Regions from separate parts of the Homo sapiens genome. Here region 2 is linked to region 1. The links are chromatin loops, found by intact Hi-C in ENCODE. Cell type or tissue: heart right ventricle. All regions are shown on one strand. Links, peaks and the distances in the headings refer to the core of each region. The heading gives the core; the rest is flanking DNA. Region 1 has its middle 54 kb from the start of SCML1. Region 2 overlaps BEND2 (BEN domain containing 2).

Evidence for each region. Peaks named below come from ENCODE experiments on the same cell type or tissue, not always from the same donor. Only the 100,000 strongest peaks of a DNase experiment are listed, where the experiment ranks them.
Region 2: a loop joins it to region 1, with 6 times the contacts of the local background. A loop is called at or near these places in 29 of 110 quality-filtered maps.

What each region holds. Positions count from the first base shown.
Region 1 is chrX:17,789,203-17,794,587 of GRCh38, forward strand. No RefSeq gene overlaps it. Among named protein-coding and RNA genes, the nearest start is that of SCML1, 54 kb to the left of the region's middle. In heart right ventricle, for the core only: no CTCF peak of the experiment used is centred there; no DNase peak of the experiment used is centred there.
Region 2 is chrX:18,207,740-18,213,124 of GRCh38, forward strand. BEND2 (BEN domain containing 2) reads right to left here. Exons shown (of 14, transcript NM_153346.5): 4 at 4,826-4,941. Among named protein-coding and RNA genes, the nearest start is that of BEND2, 10 kb to the right of the region's middle. In heart right ventricle, for the core only: a CTCF peak has its summit at 2,941; no DNase peak of the experiment used is centred there.

The sequences.
Region 1 (5,385 bases), core at 281-5,280:
GTCCCTGGGTGGGGACACCTGAAAGTCCCATCCTCATCTAGCGTCTATTTGCTGCAAGCAAGGAAGGGAACCCTGGCCCGTGTGCACCTCCTACTCATGGGCCCTGGGCGCTTGCGTTAGCTCATCAATCCCCATGAGAAAGGCAGCTGAGTTGTGCGGTTTTACTGATGAGGAATCCAAAGCAGGGTGAGGTCTAAGAACACATGCCACTTTGATTCCAGGCCCAATTTTGCCTTCAGGCTTCTTTCTCCCAGCCTGTGTCACTTTTTCTCCTATTCTAACGAGTTCATTTTCTTGCTGATAGCCAAGCGATCAACCCTTTTCTCAGGCCAATGGGAAGGAAATCAAAATGACATTTACATTAGTTCAAATATTGGTCAGTAGTCTGGAAGCAGGCATGAAAGTGCCTGGCTGGAAACCCACTTTCATGGAACAAAGTGAAATCTAAAACTCTGCTTACTGGAATTAAAGTCTTTTTAAAATCTAGAATTGTGGTGACCTTGCTCCCTATTATTATCTGTAAACAAGATATAATACAAATACATTTATTTATCATTATTTATATCATTTATATCCCTTGCTCATGCTTACTGTGTGCTCATTTATTGAGTACCCTGTCCTTGGTACCCCAGTGCACAAACCCAGATACTTGAAGATATTTTATTATTTCCATTTCACAGTTGAGAAAATGGAAGCAGAGAAGTTAAGTGACCTGCCCAAAGTCATACAGCTAGAAAGGAGCAAAGCTGGGAATTCAATCCAGACTTTGTGGCTCTAACACTGGCACTCTTAACTTTTACTCAGGGTCTCCAGCCATCCCCCTGCTTAGGTGTAGTGACAGGCACTCATTCTACTTCTGATGCAGAAACCTCTTGTGCTTGGTTATTTCTCATATTTCAAGAAAGAAGAATGCATGGATCTCTAAGAGAATTTAAAGGTTGTGTTCAGCCAGTTGAAAGATGTATAATAGTCTCATTTCATTATGACCCGGTGGGATACATAAGATAATGAATTGGGGCGTAGAAAGAAAATATTGAACCTATTTATGTTTGTTTCATTTTTGTCCAACATTTCTATTTTTGCACTTATTTTATAATGTACATATTTGTTTGGTAGTCCATGCATGTCATTTATAAAGAAATCCACAAACTCTGGGGAGGTGAATGCTCAAGCATTTTCTTTGTATGCCAGTGATGAGATGTTGACTATTGCTTGCTTTATGTTTTATGTATATTTTTATAAGAGTGTAGAAACCACTTTTGAAGAATCCATCTTGTTTTGAAAACATAGTAAGCCATACGGTTTAAAGGAATCAAGTAGTTCATCTTCTTTTGCAAAGTCAATTATAGATTCCAGATATTTGTTTCGTATGTTTGGGTTTCCATATATTGTACTGGTTTGGCTAAGAAGGGCACACTTGCACTTTCCACATAGGTTCAGTGCAGTCCACACACATTTATTGAGGGTCCCCTACATGTCAAGCACTGTGTTAGGTGTATGAGATACAATGACAATGACCTTGGCCCTAGAGGAGTGTGTGACACAGTGGGATAGACAGAGTCATACTTTCAATTGAATGAGATGGATGAGTTGATATACAGATGTGTGCATATGTTGCTATGGGAGGGCAAGAGGGGCTCTTAGCTTATGCCAGAGCAGTCATGGAAAGCTTTCTGGAGGAGGTGTTGTTTTGAGCTGAATCCTGAAGGATTAGTCAGAGTAAGAAGATGGCGAAGGTCAAGTGCAGTGGTTGGTGCCTATAATCCCAGCTCTTTGGGAGCGTGAGGTGGGAGGATCACTTGGGGCCAGAAGTTCGAGACCAGTCTGGGCAACAAAGAGAGACCCCGTCTCCAAACAAAAAACAAACAAAAAAAACCCAAGAAGGTGGGGAAGGAGTGTCAAGAGGAGGGCACTCAGGGGTGGAACCTCACAGGCAGGGCTGGGAACTGCTAACCTTCCTGTATCCCTGGAGCTTACACATAGGGTGAAGCAGGGAGTTCTAGCCACAGTGCTGGGCTGGCCGTGACCTCAGGAGGCCTGCTGACATGTGAGGCCACAGGGTGCGGGGAGGTATCCAACACCACAGGCTTTTATGCAGCAGAACGACATGGTGAAGCTTGCCTATTACCAAAACAATCCCGGTGGCAGTATAGAGGAGAGAATCAGGCAAGCTAAAGATGGGTGCATGGTGCCCATCCCGTTCTGACACCACTGTAAGAATCTAGGCAGAGGATGATGTGGGCAGGCTCAAGAACAGTAGTATGGAGGAAAGGAATGATGGATTTGAGGAAGACTGGGGAGTCAAAGTCAGGAAGACAGGTATCTGGGAGGTGAAAGTGAGGGAGAAGTCATGAAGAACAGCTCCACATTTCTTGCTTGGAGAACCAGGAAGCAGGCAGCAGCAGATGCAGAGGGTGTACATTGGATCTGAGGAGGGGTTGAGGATGGGCGATGCTGTCTAGTTCTAGGATGATGAATATGAGACACCAGCCTATTAATATGGCGGGTTGGTGAGGGGGAGAGAAAGAGAAAGAGGCAGAGAGAAAGAGAGAGAGGAAGGGAGGGAGAGAAGGAAAGAAGGAGAGAGAGAGGGGGAAAGAGAAGTCAGAGCTGAAGATAGAGATAAATAAACAAAATAAAAATGTTGGAGACAACTATGAGAATGTCATCCTAGGAAAGCACAGGGAATGAGAACTTAGGCCTGAAAGAGAGGGAAGAAGTGGAGCATCAGCATCGTTATCTGCAGAGGTCAAAATGAAGAGACAATCAGAGAGACCAGAGCATGGGGAGAGAGGTTTGCCAGGAAAGCTAAGGAGGAGGAGGGGGATGAAAGTGCCTCATACCTCCATGCCTTCACACCTGTACCTCCCAGAGGTCAGGGAGATGAGGCCTGGGAAACAACCAGGGCTCCCTGGGGAGTTCTTGCCATTTATAAAATTAAGCAGAAGCAGCACTTTGGGGAGTTTTTTAAAAAAGAAAAGAGAAAAAGGGAAGAAAGAGGGAAGAAAGGAGGGTAGGAGGGAGAGAGGAAGAAAGGGAAACCAGTAAAACATAAATTAAAATTTTAATTATTTGAAAATTTGTGGTTGCTCAAATGGGCTCTGCTGGATTTTAACCTTGATGGTCAAAACAAAGGAAGGGTCTAAAGAGTAAATAAATAGGACACAGGACCATACCCCAAATGTCTAAATCATGGTGTTCCATTCATCTGGTGCTTGTACAAGTCACCTTTGACTAGGATCCAAAATAGGGCCAAACCAGAAAGGCCTGACAGTGGCCAAGCTTGGGATGGAGCCAATATGGCCAAGAAATGATATATATGAAAGCAGAGAAGGTGCTCCAGGTTTCAATTCAATAAGCAACTATTGAGGCTTTGCCAGATACTATGCGCTATGGACCAAAAGCTGTGCCTGCTCTCAGGGAGCTTCCCACCCAAGGGACAAAGACTGGCTCAATAAAATGGGAGAGGCTTTCCTAGCCTGTTCCTCCCCTGCAGGGAGTCTCAGGGAAGCATGGGGAGGAGAGGAGCTGGGGATGGTCTCCCTACCGGAGACACTGGGGTTGGGCCTTGCAGAGTGGGGAAGGAAGAGGCACTTGCCAGGGACCAGGGGACAATTTCATGGGTCAGTTTCTGGATGAGAGCCAGTGGGCCAGTGATGGTGATCAAATCATGCCTTGTTGTCATGGAAGCTGAGAAGGGACAGGATTGGAAGAGATTTTAAAAACAAACCAATAAAAAGGCAAAGAAGGAAGGCACTCATGTGGAGTTGGCACTGGGGACAGGAGAGTCAATACCAGCTAGAGACAAACAGCCCCTTCCCTGGACAGCCTGGAGGGCATCGTGTCATCTCAGCCCTGGCCAGTTGCCCCTGCTCATAACAATGACCCAGTCAAGGAAAGGTTTCCTTTGCCAAGATGCTTAATGCATTTTGAAAAGTTTCCCATTGAAAACACTTCCAATAAAAGGATTCAGAGCTTGAAGAATTGGCCTTCCATTATCTGGCTCTCACACTGCCTGTTGAGTGGTATTCCCCAGACACACAAAGAAAACAGGCTATTCTCCTCCACGCTCAAGTACCTTAGGAGCACCCATTCACTCACAATAGTTGAGATCCTCTTTACCAATAATGTTATCAGTGTGTTAACACGATTTCCCCAAGGACTTCTACCAGGCAAGACCTTGTTAGCTGCTTTCCATCTGTGCCTGAAATCACAAAGCCTCATTAAAAAACCATCAGTTGTTAACAAAAAATGATTAACTCTGTATGCTGGTCCTGCCACCCTGAAGACTGAATTCCTGAGCGCACTTGTCATTCCAATGGTCTCCATTGCTATGATGGCCACCTTGGGGACTGACACCTGCTGACATCCTGTAACCAGAGACCAAGTCTTTGTTTTGTGGGGACAGTGCTTGAATGCTTGACTGTTACTCTGGGCCTCGATCTCCCTTCAGTGGAAGGGAAGGATGGTCAGGAGTCTGGTCTCCTCATTCTGAGCCTACAGGTCATTAGATCACATGTTCCCTAAGTGTCCTCTTTGTTCCTGGATAAGATGTAAAGCAAAATAGTGGAAGGCACATTGCCCTGCTGTCCAGAGCCCTGACAGGGAGGTGCTGGGGGAGGGAGGGGGAGATGGCATAAAGCTGCAGTGCTTCAAGGCCCTACAGGGTGAGGCACCAGACAGGTGGGACTCCAGACCAGAGTGGCTGTTGTTTTGTGATTTTTCTTTTTACACCCTAGTCTGCTTCAAGAGAGTTTGTTTAAGTTAAGAAGCCTATGGCCTAACAGAGTTTGAACCCTGACAGAGAAATAGCAAGGACCAAACTGAGGGCCTGGGAAGGTCTGTTCAGGGGAAACCACTTAGGGGAGGGGATTCCAGATTCCAAGAAATGAGCCATGGAGGATTACATTCCAAGCAAAGTTGTGACAGCCAAGAAAACCTGGGAAATGAGGAGGTATTAATGGGCATATAATCAATCAAAGATGGGGGGGGCAATGGAAAATGGGGACATAGTAACAGAGATATAACTATCAAAGATGGGCAGTAACTATTCAGTTTTAGGAGGATTTGCTGGAACCCATAGTCAGTTCCCAATTTCTATCTGGGATTCTTTTGTTATTTCTTAAAAGGTAACTTTATTGAGATATAATTCACATAACAATTTACCCATTTTAAAGTGTACAGTTCAAACTTTTAAAAGTATATTCACAGAGTTGTACAACCATTGCCACAATCAATTTTAGAACCTTTTCATCACCTACCTGGAGTTCTTGATTCTACAAAGTAGATGAAGAAATTGGGGAAAGAGCAACCAAGATGACAAAAGTTTATAAGATAGGAAATGGGAGAAAGTGAGAAGAGACAGGATCCTTGAGTCTTGAGGAT
Region 2 (5,385 bases), core at 154-5,153, 420 kb after region 1:
CAGGCACAGTGGCTCACGCCTGTAAGCCCAGCACTTTGGGAGGCCGAGGTGGGCAGATCACCTGAGGTCAGGAGTTCGAGGCCAGCCTGGCCAACATGGCGAAACCCTGTCTCTACTAAAAATACAAAAAGTAGCCGGGTGTGGTGGCGCACGCCTGTAATCCCAGCTACTCGGGAGGCTGAGGCAGGAGAATCGCTTAAGCCCGGGAGGCAGAGGTTGCAGTGAGCTGAGATCACACCACTGCACTCCAGCCTGGGCAATAAGAGCGAAATTCTGTCTCAGAAAAAAAAAAAAAATAGTACAATGGTATTAAATGTGATTAAAAATTTTTTTGGCTCAGTATTTCAGAAAACTACATTTGAGAGACAGAACTTCATACTTTACAACAGTGTTGGAATCCAGAAAGATGGTTTCTATCATTTTCATCACAAGAAACTTCATTGTTCTATTAACATTCTAAAAAATAGGCCAGGTGCAGTGGCTCACACATATAATCCCAGCACTTTGGGAGGCCGGGGCGGGTGGATCACAAGGTCAGAAGATTGAGATCATCCTGGCTAACACGGCGAAACCTTGTCTCTACTAAAAATACAAAAAATTAGCCGGGCGTGGTGGCACGTGCCTGTAGTCCCAGCTACTCGGGAGGCTGAGGCAGGCTGAGGCTTGAATCCAGGAGTAGGAGGTTGCAGTGAGCCAAGATTGCGCCACTGCACTCCAGCCTGGGTGATAGAGCGAGATTCCATCTCAAATATATATATATAAAAAATAAGTAGTCAATGTCTTAATATCACTAGGAGCCAAAGTAAGCACTATAAAAAGAACAGTTTAAATATTTATATTTTTAAATTCTTTTTGTTTCTCCCCTATGTTCCAGAGGATTTCAGAAGTCTTATAAAGCCAAGAAAAAGAGAATATGAGAATAAAAGAGCTGATTAATAAAGGAGGTAGGCAAAGAAGTTATTATATAAGAACCTAGGTTTAAGAAAAGCTACTGAATATCAGTATGAACATATAGTTTTAATATATAGCGAGACTGAAATATAGATGTATGTGTGTGCATGGATTGGGATACCTACATTTATTTCCTAGTTCTGTCCACTGAGAAGGCCTAGGATCAATGACACAAGAGGAGCAATGAACACACCTAGTGTCCAGATCTCGGTTTCTAAATACCAGTCTCCAACTAAAGGAACCGGGGCTCCTTAGAGAACAGTTTAATTCCAGAGCTAAGACAGGGAAAGTACAGATGAGCCTAGACTATCTTGTGATGTCAGAAAACAAGTGAGTATACAAAAAAGGCAGGGACAAGTCAAAAGGCCATGGGAATCAACTGAAGGAGCTCCCAATAGCCAAAGCTGGAAAATTTGATCAATGAAGAAATAATTACAATACTGGATTATAACTCATACAATGCAATAAATGTCCATGAGTCAATATTAATATGAATATACATAATTGAATAAATAAATAGGAGATAAAGGACAGCTCTCCCTTGCAAATGCATTCCAATTAATAAATCCAGAAGGAATGAGGGAGACAGAGAATCAACATAAGGCACACACCACAATAATGGCTGCTGCAGGTAAAATCCATGCATGGATACTAACTTGTCTTGGTGAGTTGAAGAGAAACAGGATATTAGCAGAGTCTCAAAATCCCCTGCCACCCAAAATCTTTATCGTGGGCAATGGGGAAAAATAGTAACTTTACTGTGGAAAAATCTGGAAAACATCATGTTAACCAAGTGATCAATGTTAACATCACCAATAAAAAAAATATCAACACCACCTATCCCCCAATATGATTCAATGAGGAGATAACATCACTCATGTGTTACTCTCTTGCCAAAAATGCATAATCTCGATCTATTCAAGAGAAAGTATCAGACACACCAAGATCGAGACATTTTATAAAATAACTGAGCAGTGGTCATCAATAGTGTCAAAGTCATGAAAGACAAGGAAAGAATAAGGAGCTGTCACAGACTAGAAGAGGCTAAGGAGACACAACTAAATTCAATGTGGGATACTAGATTTTATCCTGGAACAGAAAAAGGACATGGGATTGGGTAGGAATGGCAAAATTCAAACAAGGACCACAGTTTAGCTAATAGTACTACACCAATGTTCATTTCCTGGTTCTGATAACTGTGCTGTGATTATTACAATTACCATAATTTTAAGTTATACATGTAAGTTAACATTAAGGGAAGCTGTGTCAAGCATATATATGAGAATTCCCTGAAATATTTTTGCAACTCTTCTGTAAATCTATAATTCTTTTAAAAATTAGAAAAGCTAATGAAACTGGGTACAAAAATGCTGTGAATTTCCTACTAGATAAGGAAAAGAAGGAAACAAAATGCTTCAGAGCTCATTGTCTAATGAAAAGAAGCATACAGATTCAGGAGAGAGAGATATTTCCTTCAGCCTGAGTTCAGAGTAATTCTGTAGTATATATGAAGACTGAAAAAGAATTCAAATTGCTTTCTTGGAATATATTTGGCAATGAGCATTTAATATTATATAAAGATTCAAAGTCTGGTATACATTCATTAATGATACTTCCACCTTCTTCACAATCAAGTATTCATGTTATTGTCTAAGGAAAAATTATTAATAAACCAAAAGAACATATGAAAGAAAGAAAAGTTCAGAACTTCCATTTCATTTTCAAGAAGCACCTAAGGCCTATTTGTGATATCAAAGGACCTTTGCCCATCACAAATCCTACAACTACAGGAAAAGATATATTTGCAGAATTGTGTTCTCATTAACCCAGCTACACTTAAGACACCATTTTCATCAAGCTTAACCATTTATATACTTCGTGGTAGATAAACGAGTCTTCTAGCACCAGAACTGCTTTAAAAGCAAGTATTTCTAACCATGAACAAAGAACCAAATCTTAAATGGCTTTTGATTTTCAAATAAACCAACAGTGACACTCTGTGGACAAGACAAGAAACACTTAACCATCTATTTTTCTTGATAAATTAATCTGTAAATCATCTTAAAATATTTTTTGGAGTAAGGCAGGGTATAAATAAGTAAACAGACAGTAAATAACCATTATATTTCTGTATAATTATTCTAAAGATGAATTGTGGGCCATAAAAATAATTTTAATATAAACATACCAAGGAGTTACCTACTTCTTTGTTTCAAAATACATGATAAAAAATTAATCGAATTAGCCCAGCATTACAAACTTATTAGATGGCAAAATTATATCAAATTATAATAGATATTAATAATTGTAAACAAAATATTACCATCTTACCCTTGTATAGTGCTTCATGCTTTCCAAAGTGCTTTCAGATAATTATGTACAAAACCATGACACTGGGCAGATAATTAGCATTATCCCCAAAAATGAAAATATTGAGGCTGATAGAAGTTAAGAATTGCCTACACTACTTATGTGGCACTGATATCCACATCCTCATGTAAGTAAACAAATACATTTTCTGTTAAGCCAAATTATATATAGTTTAATAATCTATTTTATTCAACTTCAGAGGTCAAAAAGCACAGGAGAATATAGTGGTAATGTAAAACAGTATGACCACTTAGAAAAACTGGCAATTTCTCATAAACTTTCACCTACCCCATTACCTAAAACTTCCACTCTCAGGTATTTACCCAAATTAAATGCAAACATAGGTTCACAAAGAGACTGCCATAAGCATGTTCATAGTCACTTTACTCCTAATAGCCCAAAACTGCAAACAACCCAAATGTCCATCAAAAGAATGGACAGGCCGGATGCGGTGGCTCACGCCTGTAATCCCAGGACTTTGGGAAGCCGAGGCAGGCAGATCACCTGAGGTCAGGAGTTTGACATCATCCTGGCCAACATGGTGAAACACTGTCTCTACTAAAAATCCAAAAATTAGCCGAATGTGGTGGCGGGCTCCTGTAATTCCAACTACTCAGGAGGCTGAGGTAGGAGAATCGCTTGAACCCGGGAGGTGGAGGTTGCGGTGAGCCGAGATCGTGCCATTGCACTCCAGCCTGGATGACAGAGCAAGACTCCATCTCAGAAAAAAAAAAAAATGGGTAAGCAAATTATGAGTATTCATATGACAGAATACCACTCAGCAATGAACAGGAATGAAATATTAATACTATGAAACAAATCTCCAAAACATTCTTCTCAGGAAAAAAGACTATGACCCAAAACAGTACATACTGTACAGTTCTATTTATGTGAAGTTCTAGAACAGGCAAAACTCATCTAGGATGGAAAAAAAAATCAAAATATATTTCCCCCAAAGTTAAGGGAGATGGGGACTTACTGGGAAGAGGTCCCAGGCCACTTTCTAGGGTGATGAAAATGTTTATTACTGTCTTTTTTTTTTTTTTTTTTTTGAGACAGAGTATTGTTCTGTCACCCAGGCTGGAGTGCAGTGGCGCAATCTCGGCTCACTGCAACCTCCGCCTCCGGGGTTCAAGCGATTCTCCTGCCTCAGCCTCCCGAGTAGCTAGGATTGCAGGCATGCACCACCACGCCAAGCTAATTTTTTTTTTTATTTTTAGAAGAGATGGGGTTTCACCACGTTGGCCAGGCTGGTCTCAAACTCCTGACCTCAGGTGATCTACCCGCCTTGGCCTCCCAAAGTGCTGGGATTACAGGCATGAGCCACTGCGCCCAGCCAAAATGTTCATTATCTTCATGGGGTGTAAGTATACACATTTATCAAAACTCACTGATTTGTGCATTTTACTGCATGAAATTCAACTCCATTTTTTAAAAAGAAATACAGCAGAATGAAAAGAACAAAGAGAGATTTTCACTTTAATAAACAAACCATAATATCTACCTCTGGAGTATAGAATCTTCCTCTTTTTGGAAAATCCACTTCCTCTGAGTTGTAACTGTATCTTCTTAAATGTACTGGGTGGTTTATCTGTGAAACTATTTGGTCACCATGGGCTACTGTGAAGCAATGCATTAAAAAGTTATTTCATACACTACTCTCTTAATAACCTTAATACGGATATGCTCTCAGAATGCTAACTCAAATTGAATTGGACTTTGGGTTGAATTTTAGAGTGACAAAACAAGAATTCTTCCATGACCAATTTAGAGTAACTATTTTAAAACTGAAGGGCTATATTACTTATGACTAGGAATAAGAATCAAATCAAACACAATTACAAACTGTGAAGTGACTGCTTAATAACTTAAAGCCTACATAGTAAATGCTGGAAACAAATGAACAAGAGAACGCAAGGGCTAACTGCTTTTGTAAAGGAGCCCCCAAAAGGCCCTTGACTAAGGAGATGGCATTGTGTCCAAAATGTAAGCCAGGAATCTATTCTAGATCGGACCCCCACTGCTATGTGAGCTGGGCAGACCACTAGAGACACCACCTCCTCA